Regions from separate parts of the Homo sapiens genome. Here region 2 is linked to region 1. The links are chromatin contacts, found by Hi-C or POLR2A ChIA-PET in ENCODE. All regions are on one chromosome and are shown on one strand. Each heading gives the region's core, a stretch centred on a gene start or an enhancer-like site at or near the end of the contact. The rest is flanking DNA. Distances are from core to core; before and after follow the strand shown.

Region 1 (7,182 bases), core at 4,253-6,752:
AGGTGTCAGAAGAGTGAAATAATATCAAAACAAATGAACTGCAGTACGGGGGTGGTTGTGTGTGTTAGCGTAAATTCACGTGAAAGAGTATGACGTGGCTATTACGGAAGTGGCTATGGGATTATGAAGCAACATGGAACACTTACATTAAGTAACTTCTTCACTTTGATGACAACTGTGTACTAAAGCAAACAAAAACATGTATATGAAAAAGACAGGCCAGGCGCGGTGGCTCACGCCTGTAATCCCAGCACTTTGGGAGGCCGAGGCAGGTGGATCACGAGGTCAGGAGATTGAGACCATCCTGGCTAACACGGTGAAGTGTTAGTTTTGTATTGTTAGTAGAGACTGGCTAACCCATCTCTACTAAAAATACGAAAAATTAGCCGGGTGTGGTGGCGGTCGCCTGTAGTCCCAGCTACTCGGGAGGCTGAGGTAGGAGAATGGCGTGAACCCAGGAGGCTGAGCTTTCAGTGAGCCGAGATCGCACCACTGCACTCCAGCCTGGGCGACAGAGCGAGACTCTGTCTCAAAAAAAAAAAGGAAAAGACAAAGGAAATGCAAAATTGATGCTAATGGTTACATTAGGAAACCAGGTTTCTAGGTGCTCCTTCCCACTTTCCTATTAATAATACAGTCATCCCCCGGGATCCATCAGACACTGGTTCCAGGAACCCCATGGATGCTAAAATTCGAGGATGCTCAGGTCCCTGATTTTTTTCTTTCTTTCTTTCTCTCTTTCTTTCCCTCTCTCTCTCTTTTTCTCTCTCTCTCTTCCTTTCTTTCATTTTTTTTTTGAGACGTAGTCTCACTCTTGTTGCCCAGGCTGGAATCTGGAATGCAGTGGCATGATCTCAGCTTACTGCAACCTCCGCCTCCCAGGATCAAGCAATTCTCTTGCCTTAGCCTCCTGAGTAGCTGGGATTACAGGCGCCCACCAACATGCAAGGCTAATTTTTGTACTTTTAGTAGAGACCGGGTTTCGCCATATTGACCAGGCTGGTCTCCAACTCCTGACCTCAGGTGATCCACCCGCCTTAGCCTCCCAAAGTGTTAAGATTACAGGTATGAGCCACCACATCCGGCCCAAGTCCCTGATTTTTAAAAAATGGCCTAGTATTTTCATATCACCTGTGCACATCCTCCTATATACTTTAAACCACCTCTAGATGACCTATAATACCTTATACAGTGTAAATGCTATGTATATAGTTGTTATACTGTATTGCTTAGGGAACAATGACAAGAAAAAATATGTACATGTTCAGCACAGACACAATTTTTGCCAAATATTTTCAAGTCGTGGTTGGCTGAATCCACGATGCAGAATCTGAGGGAGGGCAGCTGTCATAGCTCACTCTTACTACAGGCATGGTCTTCTAAGCACTACGCATCGTAGCCATTTCCTCCTCAATACAGCCTTAGGGGGTGGTTTCTAATATTATCTCCATTTTATAGATGAGAAAACTTGTTTTCTAAGCTTCCTGTAAAAGTGCTGGCTGTGCCCTCCTAACGTACGGGCAAGGCTAGCTAGAGTCAAAGGTTCCTCCCAACCACTGCCTTTACCTCTAAAAAGATGGGATTCTGATAGCTTAAGGACAGCGCGTGGCCCTCTGAGGCCTGGGACTGGCTCACTGGGGCAGGCCTGTCACTGGAAGAAGCTGAGGTTCGCAGGGTGGGGATTCGCTCTGCTCGAACACCTTCTGCATCTCCCAGGTCCCAGACAGCTGGAACAACACATGGATGCTGGTATGCTGGGGAGAAAGGAGGCACCCCAGGAAATCACAGGACTTTGGCTGGGGCCAGGGAGGGGAGGGCAGAGGAGAGAGGTCAAGGAGTGAAGCCCGTTGTGCTCTCAGTGTTTGTGAGGTGCAATCGCTTTTTGGACTCACTTTTGGGCCTCTTCTTGCCATCGGGATGTTAGGATTTGGGGGTCCAAGATCCAGTCTCTTTGGTGGAACGGGGGTGGAGTGGCCAGTGGAGCAAACTCGAGTGCCCGTACTGCTCAGAGAGACAGTGAGTGAGTTAAAGAAGGTGAGGTAAAATTAGTCTGCAATCTAATTCTTGTTTTCCCACTTTTGATTGAAATAGGAATTTAAGAAATATTTCGCTTTCCTCTCCACTTACAGCGTAAACAGTAATGTACAGCCACGAACAGGAGCCGGCAGGAGTGGCGGGGAGACCCGCAGTCCCACTGTGCGGCACCCACATGCTGCTCACTGTGGCCGGAGCGTCGGACTTTAAGGAGCTGTGAGACAGCTATATTTTATGTGGAAATTTCCAGACTTTTAAACATCAGTGAGTCATTCAAACAAACAAATGAACAATTATTTTTAAAGCTGCACATGGCCAGACTCGGCCCCTGGTACCAGCCTGAGACCTCTGAACTGGCCTTCAGCTAGAAGAGCCAGAGGCAGCCTTGTGATCTCAGCGGACCTGGCCAGAGTGGGTGGGCGGGCGCCAAGGATGGCGCTCCAAAGTAGAGGGCACACTTGGATGCCAAGGTGTCTGTCTGGGGCTTCACGGAGCCCACCGTCCTGGCCATCACAGATAACATGGTGTGCTTCACGAAAGTACAAACAACGTAGAAGGAGCCCGTTGGTGAAAGTGGGGCTAGGTACTTGCAACACAGGTGTAAAAGCTGACGTTACATCCCACCCAGAGCAAAACAAAACAGGAAAAGCAAAAACAGTTCACTTAAGACTCAAGATAACTCATTTTCCATTTCTCTTTTCATCATGATTTATACAATAAAACAATGGCTCTCACGGATTCTAACGTCTCAGGAAAGTACCAAAAACACAGCAAGTGAATCGGGTATAAGTAACAGGGTAATTTAGTTAACATAGCAAGTGAATCGGGTATAAGTAACAGGGTAATTTCATTGAGGGTCACCCACATGGCTATTAATGACAGGCATCGGCTTCCATTTCTTCTTCTCTGAAGAAGGGGATTCCCTACCTCTGGGCTGGGAAGGGGACAGACACTGAATAAAAACATCTGGGCACAATGAGAAAGGCATGGGCACGTCCTGAATTCCACAGAGAGCAGCAGCTAGAGCTCAACTATGGCTCCTGGAAACTGTTCCACTTAAAAGCATACAAGAGTCAGAATCTTAAGATGCTGACAATATATTTTTCATAATTTCCTCCACTTTCAGCCATCATAGTGGCCTTTAAAGGGCTCACTAGGTATCTCGGAGGAAACCTCCGGTCCGGGACCAGCGCCGGCAGCAGGCAGCTCTCACGCCCACCTGCCCTGTCCCGTCCCCAGCCGTTGCTGCATAGGGATGGGATGTAGGCTTCCTCTAATATCTGAGCTGGGAGGAGAGAGCCATATTCCACAAGCAACAAACCGGTAAAGCAACACACACTTGAAAAATTTTGTGTCGCCCTCAGAAGGCTTACCAAGAGCCAGTCAGCCCCTATTTGACAAGATGCATAATTACTGCATGGAGTTCCTGTTCATGTAAGTGATTGTAATTAGTAATATTTTTCCACAGCCAAACCAAGTATTTCAAGGGACAGCTTGAGGAAAAGATGAGAGGATACCTTGGGAAGAAATAAAATGCTCCTGGCCCCTCAGAGGCAGCGGCGACTCCCAAGCTGCTCACACTCAGAGTGCTCCTGGCTCAGCTGTGTCCAGGGGGACACACACAACCTTCCTCTCCCCTCCCAGGGCCCTCAGCCAATGACCAGCCCAGAAAGGTTTGCTGGAGAAACCGTCACCTGCCTGGACTTGCCCCAGCCTCCTTTACTTTCAGTAAAGGGAAGGAGACCATTTGGCCTTAACAATCTTGACCTCCTCAACTCTGGATCTTGTGATTCAGCTCCCAAAGTCTCAGGGACAAGGCTCCCCTGCCTCAGGGTCAAGCAAGCTCCGAACTCTTGGTCCATCCACTCTAGCTTCTAACAGCCCAGCATCTGGACCCGTGCGCAGCCTCCTTCACCCTCCAACACCCGGAACACAGGGCAGCAAAGTCCTCTCGCGATGTCCATTGCCCAGAGTGGCGAGTCAGAAGTCAGCCTCACAGACAGGATGGCCATCACCAGGCTACAGGGACAGGGAAGGAGCAGACAACTGGACAGGGAGGAGGGAGCCATCCGCCACCTCAGGAGCACCGGGAAGAGGGCCTCCCCGCATTCCCAGACCCCATCACACCCCGTGTCTCTCCCTCCCTGGCAGGGGTGGCAGGCATGCAGGTTCCAGCTGGAGTCCAAGCGACCTGGCCCAAAGGCTGATTCCACCTTTGGGCTCTGGGGTGAGATCTTTATCCTGTCATTTCTAAACAGATAATCCATTCAGTCATCAACAAATGTTTATTAAGTTCCTGCCTCATGCCAGGCACTGTTTTAGGTACTGGAAAAACAGCAGTAGATAAAGCAATCAAAAATATTCCTGAGGTGTGCAGGCAAAAATGATTGGGGGTGGAGAGTGGGTATGGCATGGAATAAATACTAGCACCCACTTTACGGGGGTGTCGTGAGGACTGAAGTGGGTCATTTTGTGTTAAGAGTGTGGCACAGGACCTGGTCCATGGTAAGGGATGGATGCACAGTAGTTCCCATTAGCTGCGGGTCATAGGCCAAGACTAAAGAAGAGCCATATCAGCCTCAGGAGGCCTTGGGAACAGAGGGGAATCACCTGATGCTGTGCAACTGGCTCTGGCCAGGCTCAGAGAAACCAGGGACCCTTTCAGCGGAAGATTCCCACCCACCACCTACCAACTAGGATGGCAAGATAGCAAGTGCCTTCAAACGCGAGCAAAGCAAGAAGCAAAAGGCCGCAGGACGAGTCCCGGTGACATATCCACAAATCACAGGCAGAGAGCCTGTTAAAGGAAGGCTGTGTAAGTGTACTCAGTCAGTGGAAAGTGGACTTGCTCCAGGAAGGCCACAGCCTCATCCTGGCCTGTGTCACCTGCCCCACGCACACGGCAGTTCCGGGGCAGGTCCTGCGCACGCGGCAGGAAGGAAGGAAACCACAGTAGGTCTCTCAGAGGAAACCACAGTAGCAGCCTCCTCTGCCAAAACAACAGAAATAGCTACTCCAGTGTCCCAGGTGTCTTCCCACACACAAATGTGCAATGCGATACTTGCTGAACGCCAGGGCCTCTGAAAGGCAGGAAGGTAATTAGCTGGGAGTGGTGGCATGTGCCTATAATCCCAGCTACCAGGAGGCTGAGGCAAGAGAATCACTGGAACCCGGGAGGCAGAGGCTGCAGTGAGCCAAGATCGCGCCACTGCACTACAGCCTGGGTGACAGAGCAAAACTCCATCTCAAAAAAAAAAAAAAAAAGGAAAAACGAAAGGCAGGAAGGTCTCTGCTGGGCAGCAGGGACTGATACAGGTCAACCAGACCCATAAGAGGTGAAAGGCCGCCCCTTGAAAGAAACCTTTTGATTTCCCCCAGTGGTTCAAACAGACTTACTGGGCAACAAGTCTTTGAATATTGACTTTCAAATGAAAATAAACACAGCAAGGCAGCTCTGCGTCAGCAGATATGCTCCCAGCGTGCTGATACCGCTAGGTGAGCAGCAGGGAGCCCAAGCCGGAAGAAAAACATGCAGCAGGGCCAGCACCGAGTTCTGCAGGTGTCCCTTACTTTTCATTAACATGAAGCTCCCAGATTCCCGCTTATGCCTCATACCTCTTAAAAACGCAGGCTCAGCAGGGCGAGGTAGCTTATGCCTGCAATTCCAGCACTTTGGGAGGCCAAGCTGGAGGATTGTTTAGGCCCAGGAGTTCAAGACCAGCTTGGACAACACAGTGAGACCTCGACTCTACTAAAAAATTACCTGGGTGTAGGCCGGGTGCGGTGGCTCACGCCTGTAATCCCAGCACTTTGGGAGGCCGAGGCGAGTGGATCACGAGGTCAGGAGATCGAGACCATCCTGGCTAACATGGTGAAAGCCCGTCTCTACGAAAAATACAAAAAATTAGCCGGGCGTGGTGGCGGGCGCCTGTAGTCCCAGCTACTCGGGAGGCTGAGGCAGGAGAATGGCATGAACCCGGGAGGCAGAGCTTGCAGTGAGCCAAGATCGTGCCACCGCGCTCCAGCCTGGGCGACAGAGCGGGACTCCGTCTCAAAAACAGCAACAAATAATTACCTGGGTGTGGTGACACATGCCTGTAGTCCTAGCTACTCGGGAGACTGAGGTGGGAGGATCGCTTGAGCCCAGGAGTTCAAGACGTCAGTGAGCTATGATCACACAGCTACATTCCAACCTGGGCAGCAGAGCAAGACCTTGACTCTAAAAATCTTAAGTAATTAATTTATATATATATATAATATTTGTATAAACTAGGCACTGTTTTAGGTGTTGGAGAAATAGCAGTAGGTAAAACAATCAAAAATATTCCTGAGGTGTGCAGGCAACAATGATTGGGGTTGGAGAGCGGGCATGGCATGGAATAAATACTAGCACCCACTTTACATGGGCGTCCTGAGGACTGAAGTGGGTCATTTTGCATAAAATGGGCGGCACAGGACCTGGCCCATAGTAAGAGATTGACACACAGTAGGTATATATACAGGCAGGCTCCATGGTGTATTTAATATTACATATTATCATTTAATAATGTTTAAAATTAAATATATAAAAATATTTTTAAAAATATATTAAAAATATATATAATAAATTTTAAAAAATTATTTTTATATTATATATTATTTTGTATACTAGATAATATATAATTGTATAATAGATAATATATAATATTCCATTATGTATTCTATTATATATTATACTAAAATATAATATACTATAGTATATAGATAGTATAATATATATTATATGATAATATATAATACTATACTATAAATACTACCATATGTATTATAGTATATATTACAGTATATTATATATTATCATTTTATAATATATATATTACGTAGTTATATATATATATATGTATATAAAAATATATATGGGCAGGCTCCATGGTGTATTCTGTGTAGCACACAGTATCCAACAGTCTTCATAAATAACCATCTCCCATTGCTAACAGCAGAAAGTAAAATACTCTAGAAAAAATGACTAGAAGCAAATATTATAGTTGCTAAAGTGTTTACTAGTTTCCAAGCATTAAATATGTATGCCATGACCACTTTTGAATGGGCTTATCATGTTTTTAACCTAGTGATAAGATCAAAAAGTATTTTCTTAGCTTATATTTATAT
Region 2 (7,054 bases), core at 3,419-5,918, 210 kb before region 1:
TTTGGGGTCCTCTTTTATGGAGTTTGATTTTCAGGGGATTGTCAGGCATGTCGTCTCCGGGTTCCCATGCTGCACAGTCCCAGCACTCTCTGTGGCTCAGCCTTCCCGTCCCTTGCCCTCTGAATACCTTGCCGTTGACTGAATGGTCATCGTTAGCACAGGTCATCACAATACATGACTCCTGGGCAGGAGGAACAGAGGAGCGGAGGTTGTGCCATGCATTTAAAACCCAGTTAGCATCCCAGTGGGTCTTCCAAGGCCGAAGATGGCAAAACGTTTTTATTTTACTTTGTTGAAATCATCTGTTTCCCTCCAAATGGTGGGCTGTTTGGGCACAAGGTCATGTTGTCTTCAATTTCATAGCCCCGGTACCCAGCAAGGATGGCTGCCCATAGGCTCTATTAAGATGCCGAGTGCATCCGTGGCACGGCCAGGAGGAGTGTGCTGTGGTCAGCCTTCCAGAAGGAATCAATCTCCTGGGAGAAGTGGAGAAGTTGGCCTGCAGCAGGGGCCTCGAGAATGGCGGGTCTCATCCACCACCAGCAGGCTCGTCTGTTGCCCAGCAGTGTGATCCTAGCTGAGGTTTATTCTCTTTCCCTCATTAGACTGCAGTCTCCTGAAAGGCAGGGTGTGCACCTGACTTGTCTTTTTGTCCCTTCATCCTGCGCCCTGCACGGTTTGATCAGTAAATGGTGGCTGAGAGACAAGGGAGTGGGAAGGAAGGAGGTCAGGAGGGGAGAGAGGTCTGAGTGCTTGAAAGAGTCCCTCCTCTGCTTCAGGGGCTTGTTCTGGGGTTTTCTGGATCTTCAGTACTTGCGGGTAGGATCTGAGCTCTCCCGGCCCCTGGTGGTTGTTGGCCAGGCCTGGCCAGCTTCCAGCAGCACAGGTCATCATAATATATGACTCCTGGACAGGAGGAACAGAGGAGCGGAGGTCGTGCCATGCATTTAAAACCCAGTTAGCATCCCACTGGGTCTTCCAAGGCGGAAGATGGCAAAACGTTTTTATTTTACTTTGTTGAAATGCAGGTTGTTCCTTTTTTTTTAACCAACTTTTATGTTCCAAGGCTAAAACATAGCATAAAACAATTTGAAAAAGTCGGTTTCAATGTTTCCCATTGTTCACTGAGAGAGGGTCACACAGGGTGCAAGGCAACAGAGGACACCATTGCTTACGTAGTACCTCGTGAGCTGCACTGCGAGAGGCCTTTCAAAGGAAGGTTTTATTTAGGAAGCAAGGAATGATTAAAAACTGATGGCTCTAATCAAATGAGATTTAAAATTTTCCATTAAACCTTCATAGTTAGGCTGCATGCAGTGGCTCATGCTTGTAACTCCAGCACTTTGGGAGGCTGAGATGGGAGGATCACTTGAGGCCAGGAGGTTGAGGCTGCAGTGAGCTGTGACTGGGGCACTGCACTTCAGTCTGAGTGACAGAGGGAGACTGTATCTCAAAAAATAAAAAAAATTAAAAATTAAAAGAAATAAACCTTTAACATTGGGTGTAATTTTACTTTCCATCTACTCCTTCTTCCTCACCTGCAACGTTCAAGAGCAGGAGGGAAGATGTGAACACACATTTGTGTGTGTGTGTAAACATGCTCATGTGTTTCTAAATTATCAAGTCAGGATAAGAACTTCTACTGTGAAATACAGATATACAACAATATGTCCCAAGCTATGTTTAATGCACTTTTATTATCCTGCTAGTTCTTCTAAATATGATCATTATACAATAGTTCTTTTTTTTTTTTTTTTTGAGATGGAGTCTTGCTCTGTCACCTAGGCTGGAGTGCAGTAGCGCAATCTCGGCTCACTGCAACCTCCGCCCCCCAGATTCAAGCAATTATCCTGACTCAGCCTCCCGAGTAGCTGGGACTACAGGCGCGTGCCACCACACCCAGCTAATTTTTGTATTTTTAGTAGAGACGGGGGTCTTGCCTCGTGGGCCAGTTTGGTCTCGAACTCCTGACCTCAGGTGATCCACCCACCTTGGCCTCCCAAAGTGCTAGGATTACAGGTGTGAGCCACTGTGCCCGGCCCATTATACAATAGTTCTACAAAGAAAATTTAAGAGCAAGCTCTGGCTTAGTCTTTGAAAAACAAGTTTGGAATTTCCTATACGAGTGGATAAAATGTCAGCTCTTGGTATTGTCCTTAAGACACAGTACATGGTATTTACTCTCTTTTTATAGGGTAAAGATAGATAAATCCCCAAAGGCCTTGGCATTTAGGAAACAATCATGCTTTATCTATTAACTTACTCTTTAAGCTCTGTCATTTTTTGCGTCTGAGTGAGACACTCTATTTACTGAGCCACAGACCACCTGCTAGATAAGCAGAGACTCTTCCAGGGCACACAGCCTGGAGAAAAAACGCCTGAATGCACAACTAGAAGTATTAGCAAGTCTGGTTTAACTGTCCCCAAATGTCTAACTAAGAATATTAGTGGGCCAGGCGCAGTGGCTCACGCCTGTAATCCCAGCACTTTGGGAGGCCGAGGCGGGCGGATCATGAGGTCAGGAGATCGAGACCATCCTGGCTAACACAGTGAAACCCCATCTCTACTGAAAATACAAAAAAATTAGCTGGACATGGTGGCAGCCACCTGCTCTAGTCCCAGCTACTCGGGAGGCTGAGGCAGGAGAATGGCATGAACCCGGGAGGCGGAGCTTGCAGTGAGCCGAGCCCGCGCCACTGCACTCCAGCCTGGGCGATAGAGCGAGACTCTGCCTCAAAAAAAAAAAAAGAATATTAGTGAATGATTAGTATATGGGAAACACCTCCGGACCACCCTACATTATTATTAGTCTTCACTTTGTGGTGGGTAAAGATAAAATAAAAGTAGCTACCGTTTATTGAATGTTTACCATGTGTGGATGAAAACCATGTTAATCATTGTCTTCTTTAATCCTCACAGCAACCTAATGAAGTAGGTACTATAATTTTGCAGATAGCCACATTGAGGGTGAGTGAGGTTAAACAACTTGCTCATATGACTCAAAAGTTTGGAAGCCATTTTCAAATCAGATGTGGACAAAGTGTGCCTTTTTAACCATTGTATTATTCAGTCTTCCTATGAAGACACGCCTCTATTTGGGGCATTTACTTCCTATATAACTTGATGAAAAAAAACCCAGCATTTTCATTGCTTGCCTATAAAAACTCTAAAGGTGTTTCTGTGGGAGGGTGTGTTATTCCACTCAGCTATTGATAAATATAGTCCTGTCTTAATGTTTAATGTGGATCTTTTTTCTGTTTCATGCTTTTCTGAATTTTTGAGTGACCATGTCACTCAGAAAAGCTTTGAATCAGCAACATTTCCAGTGGACTGTAGGGAAAGCCTGTTGTTTTGGTGGAAAGTAGAGAGTCACAGATCCCCAACCTTCATCTGAGCCGTGGTTCTGCATCAGTACAGACAGGAAACCAACTATTAGGAGCCACTACATGAAATAGTATTTCCTCAGGTGAGCAAAAAATTCTTTTGCTTTTGTAGATTGGCCCTGTCTATACGTGGTAGCCACTAGTCACATGTGGCTTTTGACGTTTGCATTTTAATTAATTAAAGTGAAACACAATTTAAAGTTCAGTCACCCCTGCCACACTATAAGTGCCCAGTATTCAATACAACTGCCCAGTGGCTGCCATGCTGGGCGGCGCAAACGTAGAGCACTTCTGTCCTGGCTGAAAATTCTACTAGACAGAGCCATCCAGGAATTTGGACTAGCAAGCACCAAGTTCACAGTTAGAGAACACAGTTGCAGGCCAGGCGCGGTGGCTCACGCCTGTAATCCCAGCACTTTGGGAGGCCAAGGCGGATGGATCACGAAATCAGGAGTTTGAGACCAGCCTGGCCAGCACGGTGAAACCCCATCTCTACTAAAAATACAAAAAATTAGCCAGGCATGGTGGTGCTCACCTGTAATCCCAGCTACTCGGGAGGCTGAGGCAGAAGAATCACTTGAACCCAGGAGGCGGAGGTTGCAGTGAGCTGAGATTGCGTCACTGCACTCCAGCCTGGGCAATAGAGCAAGACTCTGTCTCAAAAAAAAAAAAAAAAAAAAAAAAAAGGAAAGAAAAAGAAAAAAGAGAAGACAGCTGCTTTACAAAGCAAGAGGGCTTCAAGAATCTGGAAACCAAAGGAGCAATGTCCTTTGAGTTTCTACAAATTTGGGCCACACTGATTGGGCCTTTCCACAGCCAATTCCATTTGCCTTCATTATGGAAAGTAAACAGTTTAACTTCCTACTGACATGCTCTGCAGTGCAGACAGTAAACAGTAGCTCACCGCTGCTTCTGCCAGCTGCTCTCGGGTGTTCTACTTGGGTGGGGAACAGCAGCACTGGCACTGGCACTGGCCCCGGTGGCCCCACAGAGCATGGCTCCATCAGGCTGGGTGCTACAGAGGGATGCCAAGAACATTTGGGCATTGAATGCCTCTCTCTCTCTCTCTCTCTGAAATGAAAACCCTCATCAATTCAACAATAGTTTCTCTAATAGAACATATAGTGATTTGTTTCATCTCAACTGTTCCCATACAATAATAGAAAGGAGGGAGTCTGTGCCTGAGAGTGCCTGCAAACCCCAGGGCACACCAGCCCCGTGGAGCCATAACAGTTGCTCACAGAGACAGCCCCTCACAGCAGCCCCCGGCACAGTGACTCGTGTAATGAAAGCTGGAAAATTGCCCAGGAAAACCTGAAGATGCATTCCTGAAGCTCCCACACTCCAACGCACGCACACACAGACTTCTCTCCTGGCTTTAGGAACATGAATTTACCTTGAATCTTTAAACTTAATTGAAAATCTTGCAAAATAACGAGCTTTCCTTTGAATCTTCATGGCACTTTGTAATAAAATGTCTAAAAGGGGGCCATTCCATGAAATCATTTAATTGGCATTAATAGTACACTATTACTTCATATAAAATCATAATCATATAAATGTACTTATATAACTCCATGTAAATTAATTTATATAAATGCAAATCAGATATGGTCTTTTTTCAGAGTATAGAATTGAATAGAAAGTTAAGATGTATAAAATAACTGTAGCACAGAGTGATAGTCATTAATCACCATAACAGGAGGATGAGGGTTCAGTTTTTAAATTTATTCTCTAAACTGTATTTAATAAATTTTATTAACTTATTTAGGAGGGTCAGTTTTTTTAATTGCTTCATTTTGTGAGTTGTATAAACAACTGATTACATTTTATAGTTCAAATGCAGATTACAGCTTTTCTCTGGGTCTGGTGTTTATGCTAAAGAAAACATATCCTAGAAGAAACACAGAAGAGTGACCAGGTTTGGACATGAAGAAAGCCTTGGCTTGTGAAACGTGGCAAGAGGTTTCAAGTCATCAAGCCTGGTCTCTCCCACTTTACTGGAGTCAGGGCCCAAGTACCCTCTGTCTGCTCCCATGTGCATGGGACCCGGAGCCCCAAAGATGCTGGAGAGGCCCTGACTCAAATCCCAAATGTTGCACAGGCAGGCCATGTGGAGGTCTGTCAGCAGAGTAGGACAGGACTGACAGCATCTTTTGGTCCTTGCATTCTTGGGATGGATGCATTTCTCCTCTCTAGCTTAGTGATGAATGAACTTCAGAGGCAGTGGGGCGGAGACAGAGACTCAGCTGTCAGACCCAACCTGTGGTGGATGGTGGGTGAGTGGACGGGCTGGACAGAGGGTATTAGGGGGAAGGCACTGAATTCCCACTGTGACCCCTCGCCCTGGATCAGATCTTTTAAAGACTATCCATCCAATATTCATTCCATCCTAAAGCCAGACTGAAAAAATAAGGCTGGTGCCTTATTTTTAGGCAGCTAAAGATATCAACTCTTCTGAATGACTGCACTAAGAATCACAATGAGGGCTTCCTTCCCAACTCACCCACGGGAACTTCCTGAGCTTGGCAAACTCCCCTTGCACCTGGAACAGCAGCTTCCAGAAGAGAGCCAGAAAAAGGTGGTTCTATTTACCTGTAAACCTTGGGCAGCAATGGCATGCTCTTATATCAGAATTGGCTCCCATCTCTGTGCTGGAGATGGCAGGCTTCCCATTAGCCACCATGCCCTTCTTCCTTAGTGACAGAACCCTGATTTTAGCCTGGACAATTGCCACCTTGAATAAAAAATGAGTTTTCCTAGCCTTCCTTGCCACTGGGTGTAGTGGCTAAATTCTGGCCAAAAGGATGAAAGGAACGTGTTGAGTGGGGCTTCCTGGAAGGCCCCTCAAAGAGGGCTGATTCAGCTGGGAGGTTATAGCCTTTTGTCTCTTTCCTTCTTCCTTTGTACTGCTGCTTGAAACATGGATGTGATGGCTGGTGCACAGCAACCATCTTAAATCATGAGGGGACCTTGAGAAGAGAGGCCACGTGCTGGGATGGTCCAGCAGAAAACAGGTGGCTGCCTACAGAGCTACAAGAGGATGACAAAGTACCTTCCCCCAAACTTCCTTTAAGTGAGAAAAAAGTGTTATTTGGGGATTTTCTGTTACATGCAGCTGAAATGAATGCATTCAGGCTCTGAGGCCAACTCATCAGACCTCTGTTAAATTTGTATATTCCATTTCCTGAACGTATCCCTCATCTCCCTTCACTCCCAGAACTCCACTGGTCTCCTTCTCCACTCCTTCGTTTTCTCCCAGTCCCATGGCCCCACTAACCTCCTTTTCTTCCCACATCCCAGCTCCTGCAGGCTGCGTTTTTCGTTTGTTTGTTTTTTGAGTCTCGCTCTGTCGCCCAGGCCAAGTGCAGTGGCTCACTGTGGTGGCTGCGTTTTGACAGATCTCTCTGACCAGCACTGGCCCCTCCTCCACCCCACTGTTCTCCTTGTTGCCCCTCCCCTTACAAACTTTTGCCCAGGGTCGATTTAGCCATCTCTCATTTCTCATTCCACCCACAGGCTGCTGAGGACCACAGGAGAAAACTTCCAGAAGACCTTCAGGTCTCCATATTCGTGCTCTTCCCGTGCGCCCCGTTGGCTCCCCGCTCCAGCCTTTCCCGGGACCTCCCGCATCCAGCGGTTGTTGGGCTGCCTCCCACCCAGCCGGGCCT

The links. Hi-C counts contacts between places; a loop is a spot of excess contacts on that map. ChIA-PET counts read pairs that join two places held with the same protein, here RNA polymerase II (POLR2A). Pooled maps may share reads with other maps.
Region 2: a map with no recorded cell type shows a loop between it and region 1 (2.1-fold over the local background). The contact joins two enhancer-like sites. A Hi-C loop is called at or near these places in 6 of 37 single-sample maps with no recorded cell type and 4 of 50 pooled maps. POLR2A ChIA-PET finds 5 or more read pairs at or near these places in 1 of 52 experiments (activated CD4-positive, alpha-beta T cell).

The regions. Positions count from the first base shown.
Region 1 is chr13:20,471,074-20,478,255 of GRCh38, forward strand. All of the region lies in intron 3 of CRYL1 (crystallin lambda 1), which reads right to left. Among named protein-coding and RNA genes, the nearest start is that of MIR4499, 41 kb to the left of the region's middle. RefSeq lists enhancers at 5,033-5,232, 5,303-5,352. Within about 2 kb of position 5,503, at least 9 of the 41 ENCODE cell types and tissues checked have a DNase peak (open chromatin) inside an H3K27ac peak, as active enhancers do.
Region 2 is chr13:20,266,008-20,273,061 of GRCh38, forward strand. No RefSeq gene overlaps it. Among named protein-coding and RNA genes, the nearest start is that of GJB6, 37 kb to the left of the region's middle. Within about 2 kb of position 4,669, at least 2 of the 41 ENCODE cell types and tissues checked have a DNase peak (open chromatin) inside an H3K27ac peak, as active enhancers do.